Regions from separate parts of the Homo sapiens genome. Here region 2 is linked to region 1. Evidence: chromatin loops called from intact Hi-C (ENCODE). Cell type or tissue: PC-3. All regions are shown on one strand.

Region 1 (8,000 bases):
GGGTCCTCTGATGAAGAAAAAGTATGTTTTTGACATTCCACTTTCCAAGTGGGAGCAATAAGACATGTTGTATGGGATAAAACGTGTTATTCCAACTGTACCTGGGGAGGGTTCGCTTCGGGCGGGCGCACAGAGGGGCGGGCCACATTCTCTTTAGACTCCTCCTCAGCCCGGCACATGCCTCTCAAGACTCTTTTTATCTTTGTCCTCACCAAATCAAAATACTGTGTTCAGGAAATGTGAGAAACAATCACATTTCCTTTTAGAGAGAAAATAAACTCATATTTCAATTTTGTGTTTCCAGTGGGGTAGTGTTACCAGTGATTTTTAAAAGCATGTCATGGTTTTGTGACTTTGGCCATAATGGAAATCAGCTCTCTATCCTCTTCCTGGAGATAAGTGGTCACAAGGACAGCCCAGACTTCTGGCTTACAATCTGCTTTGGAAACAAAACAAAACAAAACAACCTGCTTTCTAGTCCACGCAAACTGCAATTTCAGACTGACTGGCTGAAGCCAAGGCACTATCTTCCCACTTGTTTATCCACTGACATATGACCTTCTGCTTCCATGCCCCATGCACAGTGTTGAGTGGATTATAACTGTGAAGAAGAGAGGTGATAAGTTTAATTTAAAAAAATCAAAAAAGCCAGGCATGGTGGCCATGCCTATAGTCCCGGCTACTCGGGAGGCTGAGGCAGGAGGATCACTTGAGCTCAGGAGTTCAAGGCTATAGTGCACTATGGCCGTGCCTGTGAATAGCCACTGCACCCCAGCCTGGGCAACACAGCAAGATCTCATCTCTAAAAAAATAAAAATAAAAGATAAAAGTAAAGCCTCTAAGGACAGCTAAGGGTAATATGCAAGCCTTTAAGGATAGTTAAGGGTCATATGTCCATATCATAATTTTTCACGAGAAATTTAGAAGCAAAGGATGACCTCAGTTGAAATCTAATTAGTGTCCTGGAAGACCAAGCACAGAACAAAAATAGAGAGATGGCAATCCCAGGGGAGAGAGAAGCAGATGGAAGAGTAACAATTGAACGCAAAATAAATGGAAATTTCCCTGAGCAAATATCTTAGTTGGCAAGCTGAAAAGACTCTAGTTGGAGCAGTTCTGATGAAAAAAGACATATAAGGTATATTCTAAGAAAGCTTCTGAACTCCAAGGATACACAGAAAATCTTACAAGTTTTCCTGAAGAAACAAGCAAACCAAGTCTACCAACCAAAAGGCTAATTACTTAAAAAAAAAATGACATTGGCATCAGACTTGTCATTTACAATCTTGGATTCTGCAAAGATAGTAGAATAGCATCTCTAGATGGCTGAAGGAAAATCAACACATGGAAATCCTTGAAAAAGAAGAGACATCCTGCAAAGAAAATCATCATCATTTTCAGCAAGAGCAACATGACTGAACTACAGCAGAGAACCTGGGAGCTGGGGGAGAGGTAAACGGGAGTAGTATCACATTAGGGGAGGGGAGGTGAGAAAGAGGAGGAGAAAAGGGGGAGGTGAAAAAGGAGGAAAAAGGGGAGGCAAGAAAGAGGAGAAAAAGGGGAGGCGAGATAAAGAGAAAGGTGAGGGAATTCCAAAGGGTTCATCCCTGTGGGAAGGGAAAGAAAGCGGAGAGAAAGAAGATCCTGGAGGATGAAACAGTTGGCATTTTATTGTCACATGATCATAGAGAAATATGGATTTCACTATAAGCAAAAGAAAAAGGGCAGTAACAATGTAAAGGAATAAAAAACACTCTAGGAATGCCAAAGTGGAATACTTGCAAGTGAACTAGATGTTTTTGCAAACTCTACTGTTTAATCTCTTTAATATTAAAGGACAATTATTAATCTTTCATTTTCTAACTGAACTGACATTGATTATGTGACCAAGCTGATATATATAGTTTGATACTATGCATACATATATACACACATATACATTTATATGTCTATGTGTGTATATATAAATATGTTTACTTATTATACCTAGATAATACATTCTATGTCTTTTTTTTTTTTTTTTTTTTTGAGATGGAGTCTCACTCTGTTGCCCAGGCTGGAGTACAGTGGCACAATCTCAGCTCACTGCAACCTCTGCCTCCTAGGTTCGAGTGATTCTCCTGCCTCAGCCTCCCGAGTAGCTGGGATTACAGGCATCCACCACCACGCCCAGCTGACTTTTGTATTTTTAGTAGAGATGGGGTTACACCATGTTGGCCAAGCTGGTCTCGAACTTCTGACCTCAAGTGATCCACCCGCCTCGGCCTCCCAAAGTGCTGGGATTACAGGGGTGAGCCATGGCACACAGCCCTTATATTATTTTTTTTAAAAGTGAATAAATGAAAAAGTACATTTCTTTAAAATTATTACCTAAATTTGCTTTATTTATATGTGGTTCCCTACTGATACTTTGCTGTGGAATCTGAAAAAAATTTTCCCTTCTACTTTTCAAATGATAAAGAAATAGGTAAACTAGAACATGAATAAGCTCTTGCACCTAAGTTCCTGCCACATACTAAGCATTGAATAAATGGCAATTCTTTCGACCGATTTTAGAGAAACATGCTCTCGTATCCTCTCTGATGTAATAAGTAGACATAAGCAGTTGTACTTGCAGGAGATGGCAGGTCATTACACCTGGACTGAGCCTTGGAGATCCCAGCCCTTTATTCCGCACCTGAGAAAATGCAGATTTGGGAGGCTCTTGATGTTTACAAAGTCGCATGGCTGCCACGTGGCGCAGCTCAAAAGCTTACACGGGCAAATGCAAAATTTCAATGCATAGAGTAAAAAATGTTAGGTTTCATGATATCTTTTACAAATGAAATCATTTTATTTTCATTATTCTCTTGAGAAATTGGATTCCAGGACCCTAAAGAACTCTGCGGTTCTTTTCTCAAACATAGATGCTTTTTAGAAGCCTGGTTATTCGAAACAGCAGATCTTACTTTTTGGTCGATGTATTTGTTGTCCTCAATTGCTGAGCGTTTGGAGTGGTCGCAGGAGGAGGAAGAGGTGGTCGGGAGGCTTCTCAGGAGGCAACATGTGTCCTGTTGCTGGCGGTCAATAAACTGCTTCATAAAACTCTCCCTTTGCAAATGAAGTATATGTGCATCAGGCATTATTAGTGGAAGGGAGCAAGTGACAGCATTTTGCAATGATGAGTTTGCTTGAGCAAAGATAAAGCAGTGATAAAAGATCATAGAAAACTAGATCATGACTAAAATATTTCATTAGCAACAGCTTCCTGAAACTCAGTGACTCCTGCTTAAAAAGCAATATCCTTGAAATAACTTTCAAGCAATATTACTCAGTAACCGATGGTAGTTTTTTGAATCTTTTTTTTTTTTGAGACGGAGTTTCACTCTTGTTGCCCAGGCTGGAGTGCAATGGTGCAATCTCAGCTCACCACAACCTCCGCCTCCCGAGTTTAAGCAATTCTCCTGCCTCAGCCTCCAGAGTAGCTGGGATTACAGGCATGCGCCACCACGCCCAGCTAATTTTGTATTTTTACTAGAGATGGGATTTCTCCATGTTGGTCAGGCTGGTCTCGAACTCCCGACCTCAGGTGATCTGCCCGGTTCGGCCTCCCAAAGTGCTGGGATTACAGGTGTGAGCCACCGCACCCAGCCCAGTTTTTTGAATCTTATTGTGGTAATAAAACACTTTTTTTCCCCCTCTAAGACTTGGAAGAATTAGTTGCTCTCTCTAAATGTCCATTTATCATAAGAATGACTAAGAGAGAATTTTACATTTTAAGACTCAAAAGCAAGTGCGTTCATCTGATCTTCAAAGCATAACGAAAATTCAAGTAACGTCTCTTCAAATTACCAAATTCAATTAATTTTGTTTTTTAAAATTAGAAATGCAAATATATTTCTACCCGAATTTTAAATATTATGGCACCATATATAGTCTCATACTTTTATAACCCCCCACAGAATTATTTTTAAAGCTAGTAACATATTACTGTAATTCTGTTTGTAATTTCTTGAGCTATAACTAGAAGAATTTCCTTTTATTATTAAAAATAGGTGTTTAAAGCATCTTTTATGCATTTGCTTAACTGGAGGGCAAACGTGGTAGAAAATCAAATCAGTATGAGTGGAAAAACGCCACGGTTCTTCTTTTAAAAAGTGGAAGGCAAATTATATATGGTAACCTGACATGGTAGGCTCCATAAACACTGTAGTAGTACACAAACTGGGCCAGCTGTGGTTTCCCTGTTTGCTTGAAAATAAAAGGGCCACAGAGGCAATTTTAGTCTCATACGGTTGGGGTCTGAGATTGATGTCTACCTGCCATCCCTGCAACACTGAGCAGCTTCTCCAGTTTCCTGGGATGTCCCATTCCCGAGGAGTCATCCCAGAGAGAAGCGATGGGAAGCAGCCTTCTTGCTTAGGCTACTGCAGTTATAAAGTGACTCTTCTGTGAATACATTGCTTAAAAGAGTCAAAGTTGTTTATTTATTTATTTATTTTAAATAGAGGTAGAGGTAGTAGAAAGATGACAATAAAATAGAAAGAAACCCAACCCACATATACTTAAAAGAAGGGTTAAATCAGATTTAAGATGATGAATCTTTTACAATATATGTGAAATATGCAATTAAAGAAGTATTTTGGTACCTGATTTTAGGAACTGTAAAATCTGAAGGAAGCTTTGAGATTTTCACCATTTGAGGTCTGTTTGGAAATTTTTCAAAGATTCGCAGGCGTAAAGGGAGCTTTTCTTTGGTGTCCGCATTTGCTTCACTTTGCTTTAACTAAAGAAAAATTGGAAAGAAGAAAAAAAGGGGGAACCTATAATACTATTATATACGTTACACAAAATTAGTTTTAGAATGGAAGCAATAAGTAATTACATGAAATGCCAGTAGATGGCAGCAAAGGCCTACCAAGTATACCTCTCTTGCCCGCCATAAATTGCTCTATGAGCTAAAACTTTTGAGTTAACAGAAAAAACAAAAACAAAACTTAACAACAAAAAAACTAAACCAGAAAAAAATTCAAGGAAAACTTTATGTCATTTTATTCCCAAAGACAAGTCTCTTTTCATCTCAGACATTTTTAATGGTTTACTATTACTTGCATATTTAAACAATAAAATTTGTTTACACATGCCTAACGCTAGAATTAAAAATTTTTAAAAACCATGAAAAATTTAAAAAAAATTAACTACAGAATCATACTAAGTAGTAGCATTTGTAAAGAGAGACAATGGCAGGAAAATTGGTTATGTCGCCTAGCAGATTAAAACAGAAAAGCTCAAAACACAAATACCACATTTGGTCCATGCAGCGAGTTTTCCATTTGGCTGCAAACATGCTTGGACACGACGAACTTAAATGCCATATGATATCTTTGTGAGGAATGACAATCAAATGGATTTATTTAAGAGTGTATATTTATATTTCTACAAATTGAGTTTCAGGGAAGCTCAGGTTTAACATCATAAACTGGAACAAGGCTGAACTAAGATACTACAAAGGTGGACTGTGGCTTCCAGAATTCATGCTATACTTTCCTATGCTCTCTTTTTCTCTCCCAGTGCCGACGTCTCTTGGAGTCCCTCTTTACTTCTGTTTACCTCTCCCCTTCTCCAGGACCTTCTGCAGAGTGGAACACCCTTCCCCACGTCTGCCCTGTCTTCTGTCCCGGCTTCCCAAACTGCATCTTTTAACACTGATGCCTTTCAAAGAGTACATGTAATTCAGGCTGCCTTTTTGGAGGGATTTGGGGGGTGGGTTTCAAAAATCATCCACTCATTTACCTCCTTGTTGGGTATGGTTTTACTCTATAATTTGTTTTAGGAATTATGGAAAGATAAGAATTAGAGGCCAAGAGAGCTTTTAAAACAGGAAGAGAGATGGCAATGCATCCCTCCTATATGTGGAAATACAAATTGGCTAAGGAGAACAGGAGGGCTTCTTTTTGGGGAAACATTCCCATTTCAATATGATGGATGACTCAACTATCCTATTGGTTGTGAGCTCATGATGAGATTATACATCCTGATTTCTGGTTTTCTTATTAGGCTGCAGAAATCGCTCTTATGTTTTTGTTTTGTGTAACATAAACATTTACCTTAGCCATTTGTAAGTCTGATTTGATTTTGTGGGTAGCCTTTGGTTTTTCTGTCTTAGATGGTAATCTTATTTGGAGAAGGAGTCACTGCTGTTCGTTGCCTTCCTCCCTTCCTAACTGGAGTGCTCAACGCAGTAATGTGTGCAAAATGGCACGTTCTCAACAGTTCCATGGTTATGATGATGACAATGGTAAGGAATTAGCTCCCAAAGACACAAAACAAAAAGTAGTAGCATCTCTGTGAGAGGTACACAGTTAGAAAAATGATTCCACACACGAGTAAAGAGATTTACCAGGAAGAGTCTTGTTTTCTAAAAGTTGATACAACTAGTAGAAAAATACTTGTCAGTGGTAAATAGAGCAGAAGTAGAAAAAGCAGTTAATCTATTAGATCAGATCAGAGTGTAAGGCAGGTATATCAGGCCAAAGGTGATAAGACAGAGCAGAAATAAAGTATTGTTAATTCATGCATTTGCTGACTCATTTATTTATACATTGATACTGTCACTTATAAATCAAATCTTACAGGTCAGGTTCTGTGCTAAGCTCAGGGGATATAAAAAGAAATAAGTCACTGCACTCGCCCTCACGGAGCCCACAGTATAACTGGGTAGATAGTTCTATAAAGAGACAATGATAATAAAATAGAATGGCCACTCTGGCAGATATAGGAACAGAGTGCTCGGAAACACAAGGTATAGAGCAAAGAGAGAAATAAGAAAAAAAATGAAGGCACTACTTCTACTCCACGAGACTTCACGGGCAGCAGAATAGACACACGTGGTCAGAAGAGTTGACTTGGGGGCTCTAGATGTATCAGGACTGGTATGCATATTTTATGAGAATTCAATGTCTTCAAACAGACACAAGGGCAAATGGTATATTAATTGGGACATATCATTGAAATGAGAACACAGAGTTCTTTCCTAAAAGCCTCTAGGCCTGCCCACTGCCTGCATCCCCACCAGTGCCTCCCTGGCCAATGCACCACTGGGTTCCTGCATTTCCTGCAGTGCTTTCTCCATCTGCTTCAGCTCTTTCTAATCTGCTCTTCATTCTGCGGTTATTGCCATTTCTCACGCTCTGTCTTAAAACTTTTCAATGGCATTCCACTGCCTTTTTCTTCCTCTCTCTCTCTTTTTTTTTTTTTTTTTTGAGATGGAGTCTTGCTCTGTCTCCCAGGCTGGAGTGCAGTGGTGCGATCTTGGCTCACCGCAACCTCTGCCTTCTGGTTCAAGCCTCAGTTTCCTGAGTCGCTGGAATTATAAGCATGCACCACCACACCTGGCTACCCACTGCTTTTAACAAACAAACAAAAAAACTTTTGTTTTAACAAACAAAAACAAAAATATAAACTTTTCTTTTTTAAAGATATGGGATCTTGCAATGTTGCCCAGGCTGGCCTCAAACTCCTGGGCTCAAGGGATCCTCTTGCCTCAGCCTCCTGAGTAGCCGGGACTACAGGTGCGAGCTGCCATGCCTGGTCAAAATCTCAATCTTCAATCTAGGCTCAGAGGCCTTTTTTTGGCCCCTCCCTGCCTGTCCAGCCTCAGCTAGCTCTATCCCCACACCGGGTTCCAGTCACATCCTTCAGTTGCTTGGAAACATCTGCACCCTCTGCCTCAGAACCTCTGTGCCTCCCCCACCTCTGCCGGCCCTCTGCTGGCCCTCTGCTGGGTTCCCCTTTCTTCCTCTTTTTCTCTTGAACTCCATCAAATTCTACTTGTTTTCTAGATTTCAGTTCCACTAGAAATTCCTCACAGAAGCTTTCTCTGACAAAGTTTTCCTCTTACAAGCTCATAACATGGTAGGATGAATCCTATAATATTGCTGTTTGTGTGGCTCAAAGCAGTTGAACATCTGCAATTTCTTACGGGTCAATTGAATCCACAATACATTAGTTTCCTAGGACTC
Region 2 (8,000 bases), 370 kb after region 1:
TACAATATGACAAAAGTGATAGAATGTCACTCCAGTGATTTTGTTAACTTATACACAAAGGTGAAAGGATTTTTGCAGAAGCATTAAGTCCCTAGCCTTTTGTTTTGAGCTAATCAAAAGAGAAATTTTACTGGGTGGGGTTGACCTAATCAGGTAAGCCCTTTAAAGGAAAAGCCAGGCCTTCCCTGGAGTTAGAGCTTCAAAGCAGCAGAGACTCTCGCCCTCCTTTCCTGGCTTTGAAGAAGCAAGTTTCCATACATCCTATAGCCACAAGGAAATGAATTCCACAAACAACCTGTGGTTGCTGGGAGGTAAAGTCTACCCCGTTCAAGTCTCCAGATGAGAATGCAGCCAGACATGCACCTTCATGTCAGCCTCCTGAGTGGAATACCCACCTAAGTTGTGCCCAGACTCCTGATCTGCAGAGCTGTGAGATCATGAGTAGATGTTACTTTAAACATCTTGTTTGTGGTCATTTGTTATGCTGCACTGGAAAATGAAAACCAGAAGTCTCCTTGATGGCATCAGCTAAGGGAGGAAGAATTCCTTCTCTCAGACATACCAAAATGTGCAATTTCCTTTTCAGTCTGCAGATTAATTTGAATGTTGTCATTCTAATTTGAAATAATACCCCTCTGACAAATAGTAGCAGTTACTCCTGTGGATTTTGTGTTTCTTTGTAATTCGACTACTCGTCCTATTTTTTCTATCCTCATTTAAGTCATTTTACTTCCAAGCTCAGATGGATATCCCTCTTCCACTTGCCTTTGTGTTTGATGATCTGATCTCTTCTTCTGCATGTTATTTCTACTTTGCCTTTGCTGGGTTATTTCTGTATTTCTTCCTCACTTCTCGCTTATTTCTATTTTTATTCCCATTCTGGGTCCACTCGTGCTTCTCCTCAGGCCACTCACCATCCAGGAAATTTCTGTCTCCACGTCTCTTCTAAGATTTACCTGTACTTAAGAATTTCCATTTTCTGAATGATGTTTCAAATTTAGAAATGTGGATTTAGGTCTATTTGCTTTGTAAGATTTATGTTTCACAAATTTATTTATTTTCCTTGAGAATTAGTGAACAAATGGTTAGGTAACCTTGAGTGGACATGAAGCTTTTCATCGGAATTGGATACAGATTGTATTTAAACACCTCATCAAAGATTTAGGACTGTGGGATTGTCATTCATAGGTTGTGAGTGAGCACAAGGACCCTTCCCATGGGGTGGTTGACCTTTTGTTTTGAGAGCCAGAGTGCTGCAAGGAAATGTAGTTATTCTTTGACTGGAAGATGTCTTTTCTGTTCTGAATGTTCTGAGGTATGTGGATTCTTATCTATAATTACCTTCCCTTAAGTCAATCTGCATGCTAAAGCCTCCCCCAGGTCCTGCATCTGTGCCTCATTCTTTGAAGCTGGGATTCAGAATATATTATAACAGAATAAATTATAAAGATTGCTTGGGTGTTTCCTGTACCAGGACATAGCAGTGGTTTGGTGTCCTGCCCATTTGTGTGGCAGGAAATTCTTTTGTTTGTGCTGGTGAATCGTTTTGTCTGGGGCTTCTTTCTTTGCTAAAAATCTTGCATTCTTTCATTTGGCAAGCATTTTGTCAACAACTTTAACTTGCAAGAACTATGGGTCCACCTATTTAGGCATTATCGATGAGAACTTCTAAAGGAACAGCCTTTGAGTGTACAGTACTATGGCACACACCCCTAAGGAACCCTCTATGAGTAATGGGTTTGTATAATTCCTTTTTCTTCAGTGGAACCTAGGACTTGCCTGATATTCCAGAGAGTGTGAAGAGGGATATTTAAAAATAAAAATGAAAAAGTGTTGCCCCCATAGTATGTAACAAATGCCTCTCAGGTGTGACAGATGTGAGTTATACTGTGAAGGTGATATTGATGAGTCTGGGTAGGTGTGCAACTGCTTATGGCATAAGGCAGGTACACAGTAAGACCAGTAAGACTAAATGAGAATTACTGGGTATGGAGCTTGGGGATCCAATAAGCCTCCCAAGTGATTCCTGTGTACACTGAAATTTAAGAAAATTATTACATGGTGCCAAAATTTTGTTGTTGATCATGATGATCATTGGAAGACAAAATACCAAAAATTTTATCCAACGTATTATGTCTTTAAGAGAATGTTATAATTTTAAAAGAGAAATTATATACTCCTTAAAATCATTTTCATTAATCAAAATTACTTATGGCTAGAATTCCTCTGCCTTTATAATGCTCTTGCACTTCTAAGTCTAAAGCCTTTAAAATGGTCAGTAATTATTATACTTCAAATTAATGAAGAACCATTGACCCCATGAAATCAAGTTCTGAAATTGACCAACAAGTAATGAATTGTTAACGAGGATGTATTATTCACATCTGCAGTAATTATTTTGCACCAATATTCTAGATTTAAGTGATCTTGGAAAATATCATACATGTGATACTCCTGATCTCAAAGAACAACTTAGTAATGTATAATTATTTTTATTTTTCTGCAATAACTGAGAATGAAGTGCATATTTAAATAAATATTTATATAGTGTTTGTTTATTCAATGTGAATTTCATCATATAAAGTTAATGCCCTAAATTTAATATCTTTTGCATTATTGTGGCAATTGTGATAGTTAACACATCTGTAAACACAAACACATGTTCTGTGTTTCCATTTGATGACCTATAAATGAAGACACATTCTAAAGTGAGACAAAATAACTATATCCTAAATATTCTATCCTAAACGTCCCCATATTCTTGCATTGTATGAAGAAGTGTGTTGGCTGGTGTATGCTAATTTAATAGTTAGATATAATTTGGTTGCTTGATGGAAGATAAAGGGAAACTTGCAGTTTGAAAGCAGTCAGAATGTTAACATCTGTTAAAAATTTGCTAAGTTTCATCACTGAAATTGCCATGACTTAGTACTTTAGAGGGAATAATTATCTCCCTTGGAAAAAACTAATCACTTTAGAAGTGCATAAACACTTCTAAGTCACAAAGGTGCTGTTTCATGAATGACATCAAATTATTATTATTTTTTTTGGTTAGGAATCAGTTTTAGGAGCTAATTTATTTCCTAAAGTCTCTCATTTCTTCTTTAATGTCATTTGTGTAGTGAGAGATATTAACAAGCTACTCTACAAATGATGAGAAATATAAAAACAAATTAATTGTATCTATTAATAACCGTATCTGTTAATATTATGAAATTTCCATATTTCTCCCCCTAGCTGTTGTCAACATCACATCTATTTATTGTCTGAATTTCAATTTCTTTGTTATCCCTCATATATGAAAGTTTAACCTTGAACCTGAAATGACCACTAAATATACTGCCTTAAAAACTGGAATACACATGGGTGTGGTATGTGTGTACCCTCACTTATTCCAACTTAGATGCCTTCCATTCCTTCTATCCACCTTTGCTCCTGAGGTCCCAGGCTAGGGGAATTTGGGTTGTACTAATAAGCACTTTAATATTGGCCACCAGAGGGCTCCCATATTCCTTCCATCTAAGTATGAAAATACAAAGTGCAACTAACATAAAGTTCACCATCAAATAGAAAATATTATAGGAATTTATGATATAGTTCTCTCTAGAGTGAAAGTGTTCCAAACCCATTGTGTTCTTATATAAAATACTTACAATGAACCAATTTGGGATACTCAACACTTTCATTAAAATAAAGTTATGAAATTATGTTTGGTTTTGTCTTTGTTTTGGGAGGTTATGATAAGACTTATAATACTTAATTGGTGATTCCACATTTTAAATATTAATGTTAGTAAATCTGGATGTAAATCCATTATTTACATATGAATGATGTAAAATACAACTGATTCTAGTCATAGGAGTACAATTTTTTATCACAAGCTAGCTATATAAATAATCCTCTATTAAAACCCCGGGTATTTTTTTTTTTAGCCCAGCATTTTGATGGTACACAAAACTTTAGACAACAAGATGGTAGGGTTTCTTTAAGTGTGTGTTGGTAGTAAGAAATAGTTCCATTGGAGAAAAACAAAGAATTGCTTCGTTGGTGAGTCTTTCCACTAGTTCTTGTTGGGTTGTGTTAGCCGAGAACCATTTGCAGTTACTGAGACATGCTGGGATACCTCTCAGGGTTTTAGAAGCAGCAAAGGTATCTGCCATTTTTTTTTCTTTTTCTTTCATTGATGGTAATTTGTTTGGTTTTGTACTGACCAGGTGCTGACCAAAGTATTTATGTATGCAGACATATTTCTGCTGTGCAGTAGAGGGTAGGGTTAGCCAATAGTGAAACTGTTGTAATTGACAGCGGAACAGACTTTGAAGTTTCTTTAGGAACTCTTTGAATCTAGGTGAAACATTTCATATGAGTCATCAGATTGATCTTCTCTGCGATGTACTTTAAAAATTACAATTCATTTATCATCAGTAACCGAAAATGGCATTTAACCATTCTACCTTTTTCAATTGCTTTTCTTCTAGAACACATTACTTATATTTCTGCACTTAAATGTGCATCAAAGAGGATAGCAACATGGAAGGCCTGATTAACTAACTCAATTATACACCCACACCTAGATGCTGTCTTTTTGACTGTGAGACTGCAATGTTGTGTTGCAGAAGAAAATAAAACAATCTGTTCCCCTTTTTTTATCCATTATGTTATTCTGGTCTGAGAATTATTGATTGTACTTTTTCTTTAGAAAAAGAGAATAAAAATGAGCTAATTTTGGTGCACCTTGTATTTATTGAAATAGTTTTAAAGCAGTGTTTTGAATTATGTTTTGATATGTGTTTTTAAAACGGTTTTTCTGAAAGCAGGCTTTCTTTGTTTAAATCCTCCTCTGTCCCATCCTTTGCTTTCTTTTCATGAGACAATTGTGATTAAAAAGCACTCTAATCTCTAGGGTTAGATTATCATGTCTAAATGAAATGCGGTTATAAAACTATCTTTGTATACAATCTATTTTGGAAATTTGAATAGTTTTATTCAGAATCACATAGTAACAAATCCAGTCCAGTTTGTCCTGATGATTCAGTGGGATTTTGATCTGATAATGTTCACCAGGCATTTGCATTCAATTTCTGCTCAAGGAAATCCACAATATCGCAACTAGTAATTGACTGCATTTTAAAAATATGCACAAGCAAAAGAAAAGGTAGAAAAAATGCAACAACCAATTTTGATAGTGACTGGATATTATCATAGCCCAAAAGCTAACTGTATTATGTTCCTCTTAGAAGTCTTTGAATTAACAAGCAAGGCAAATTTTCAGGGTTAGATAGATTTTATTCAGGAACATCTTTGTTAATTATCATATTATTTCTAAGTTTATACTGTCTAGGAATAAAAAATACCTGGAAATGTTTTAATTAGTATGTTCACACACTTCCATGTAAACTGATTTGGGTTCCTAAGTTTCCTGAATAATTGCTCTAATTTTGAAATTCAGCATTCTTAGATACCACTCCAATTGTATGTATTTACCACTTAGAGAGAAAGTTTATTCCTATCTAGCTTGTGTGAAATCAAATTGGCAGAGAATGAACTTTGGCTTAAAAGCTTCTCCTGACATTTATTTGCAAAGGTTTCTATGGCTAATATTCTTGCACTCAAGGTGACATTAAGCTTCCTTGGTCACTAGGGAGAAATGTGGCTTTTCTCTTCACTGATTCTGGGTATGAGAAGAAAAGAATGACTTGAGGATATGCCAACCTCACCTTGCTTCTGTCTGCCCCTAGCTATATTTTATATTTGCATTTCAGGCAAGAGACCAAAAAACTGAATTCCCAACACAGAGAGACAGTGGCGAGCGAGAGGACCTGCATCACCCAGCTCTTAAATCCTACATCAGTACCTATGCCTAAAGCCACCAATGATATCCAGAGACCTTCCTATCTGAAGCTATTGATGTTTATTTTTTTCAAGACTTTAAGACCTCTCAAAAAATAAAATATAAAATTTAACTTAGAATACTGGTGCTTAATTGTGACTGCACGTTACGCTCATCTAGGGGTGCTCTTTAATTCCTAATACTCAGGTTGCATCACTGACCAATTAATCAGAATGACTGGGATTCAACCAGACCTCAGTAGTTTTGTAAGCTCTCTCTCATGACTGTGACTACACTATGGGTTGAGAAGCACTCAAAGTTTGAGAACCACTGTCTTGTAAACCAGGACCACTAAATGATATCATAATCCTACATCCTGACATATGTAAAGGATAAGGATCTTAGACTGCAAATCCAGATGTTCAAGAAATACAGGTTGATTATGAGTTGTGTGGTCCAAATTCTGTAATTCAGCCAGTGTGGTGGAGGGTTAATCTTGGCCAATTCAGGGTTCTTCCTTTCCATGAGAATGCAAGTGAATTACAATGGGTTCAGAGAGTGCTACATTATTTGGGGGTAGGGCTGGAGAGGACTCTGTCCTGGGTGGCTACTTACCTGTGCCAGCCTTGCTGAAATGTGCACCAAGGCATCTGTCCACAGTGGATCAGTGGTGGCTCAAGTCCCCACAGCACTGCCCCTTCACCCCACCAATAGGCCATTTTCTTTCCCCCATGCCATGTTATGGCATGACGTGAGCTGGTGTGTACCTGCCGTGAAGTGTCCCTCAAAATTTTTTCCTCTTCGGTCTTCTCCACACTTGAGAAAATGACTACATGTTTGTTGTTTCTCAGAGATTTGACCTCAGATGAAAATGTTAAGAAAGGAACCAATCATTAAACTGAGACTCCTGGTCAGTACAACCGATGTTTCCTCTTCTTTTTAAAGCAAAAGCTTGTAAATTCCTTTTTTCAATTATAAGGAACCATAAAATCATGCATTTTTGTCCTGAAGGAACTTTTTTAGTATGCAATAATTTGATTAAAAATAATCACTAAAAAGTATATTACCATCAATCGTTATGTTAAGATACATAATACATGAAGTGTTCATATACATACATTGTTATGTTGCTGGATAAATCTAATTCATCTCTGTTTTCCCAAGGTACTTTTGTCATCTGTCCAAACAGTTAAGAGTCACGTTTAAAATGGTATCAACTGATACCTACTCCAGAGTATTTATCTTAATCTAATCAGTGTTATTGCTCCTGTCATTCAGAATCTTCTTAATTATTGATTTGGATTAATTACCTGGTGAACATTTAAAGCCAATTCAAGGGGAGAAAAAGAACAGTATATTGATTAGCACCATTACTGAGGATATCATTTCAGTTTGTCTTAGACAGGGATCCCCCAGGTATGTATAATATTGGCCTTGAGAAAATGTAATTCTGCCATACAAAGTCTAATTCAAATATAATGGCATTTATGTTTTTATCAATGTAACAATAATTTACATTAATTACATTCTTACTATGTGTTGGAGACCATATTAGTACATTGTAAACACTGTCTTGCTTAATCCAATAATCTCATGGGGATATTTACTATTTTATCTCCACTTTACAGTTGAGGAAACTGCTCAAATCACTTTTCCAATTACTCAGCTAGTTACCACAGTTAGGACTTGCACTATGTTTTTAGCTATTATACTTAGACATACAAGTTGAAGGCAGTTCTTGATGTTTTAAAGTAATTGTTGTAAAGACAGATACATGCACACCCACATGCAGAAAATACTCCTTTTTCTAATAGATACTAAACTTTAAAAATAAAGTCAGTGGTACGCATTAAAAATACGTATGTTCAAATCCGTAATGGAATATCAAGGGGAGCCTGGAAATATTTTGAAAATAAACCTTTTTGGGGGTGATGTGAGAGACAGTACCCGGGCCTCTGCAAAAATGTTTTTGATATGAGAATACTGCACTAAGGGCACCATAGTCTACCCCAGGGCTGCCTGATACAGCTATATGCAGTGATGAAAATGTTCTTCATTTGCAATGCCCAGTATGGTTGTCTATTGAGCACTTGAAATAAGCGTAGTGCAAATTAAAAACTGAATTTTTAATTTTTAAAATCTTAATTAGGTTAAATCTAAGTAGTCATAT

What was found. Hi-C counts contacts between places; a loop is a spot of excess contacts. Peaks named below come from ENCODE experiments on the same cell type or tissue, not always from the same donor. Only the 100,000 strongest peaks of a DNase experiment are listed, where the experiment ranks them.
Region 2: a loop joins it to region 1, with 10 times the contacts of the local background. A loop is called at or near these places in 14 of 110 quality-filtered maps.

Annotation. Positions count from the first base shown.
Region 1 is chr13:101,140,132-101,148,131 of GRCh38, forward strand. NALCN (sodium leak channel, non-selective) reads right to left here. Exons shown (of 44, transcript NM_052867.4): 16 at 4,629-4,765; 17 at 2,949-3,090. Among named protein-coding and RNA genes, the nearest start is that of LINC00411, 200 kb to the left of the region's middle. In PC-3, a CTCF peak has its summit at 4,876 (motif pointing right); DNase peaks (open chromatin) are centred at 4,890 and 6,190; H3K4me3 peaks cover 529 bases; H3K27ac peaks cover 1,517 bases.
Region 2 is chr13:101,511,415-101,519,414 of GRCh38, forward strand. The region is part of intron 2 of ITGBL1 (integrin subunit beta like 1); the gene reads left to right. Among named protein-coding and RNA genes, the nearest start is that of ITGBL1, 63 kb to the left of the region's middle. In PC-3, a CTCF peak has its summit at 3,466 (motif pointing right); DNase peaks (open chromatin) are centred at 1,477 and 3,477; H3K27ac peaks cover 2,023 bases.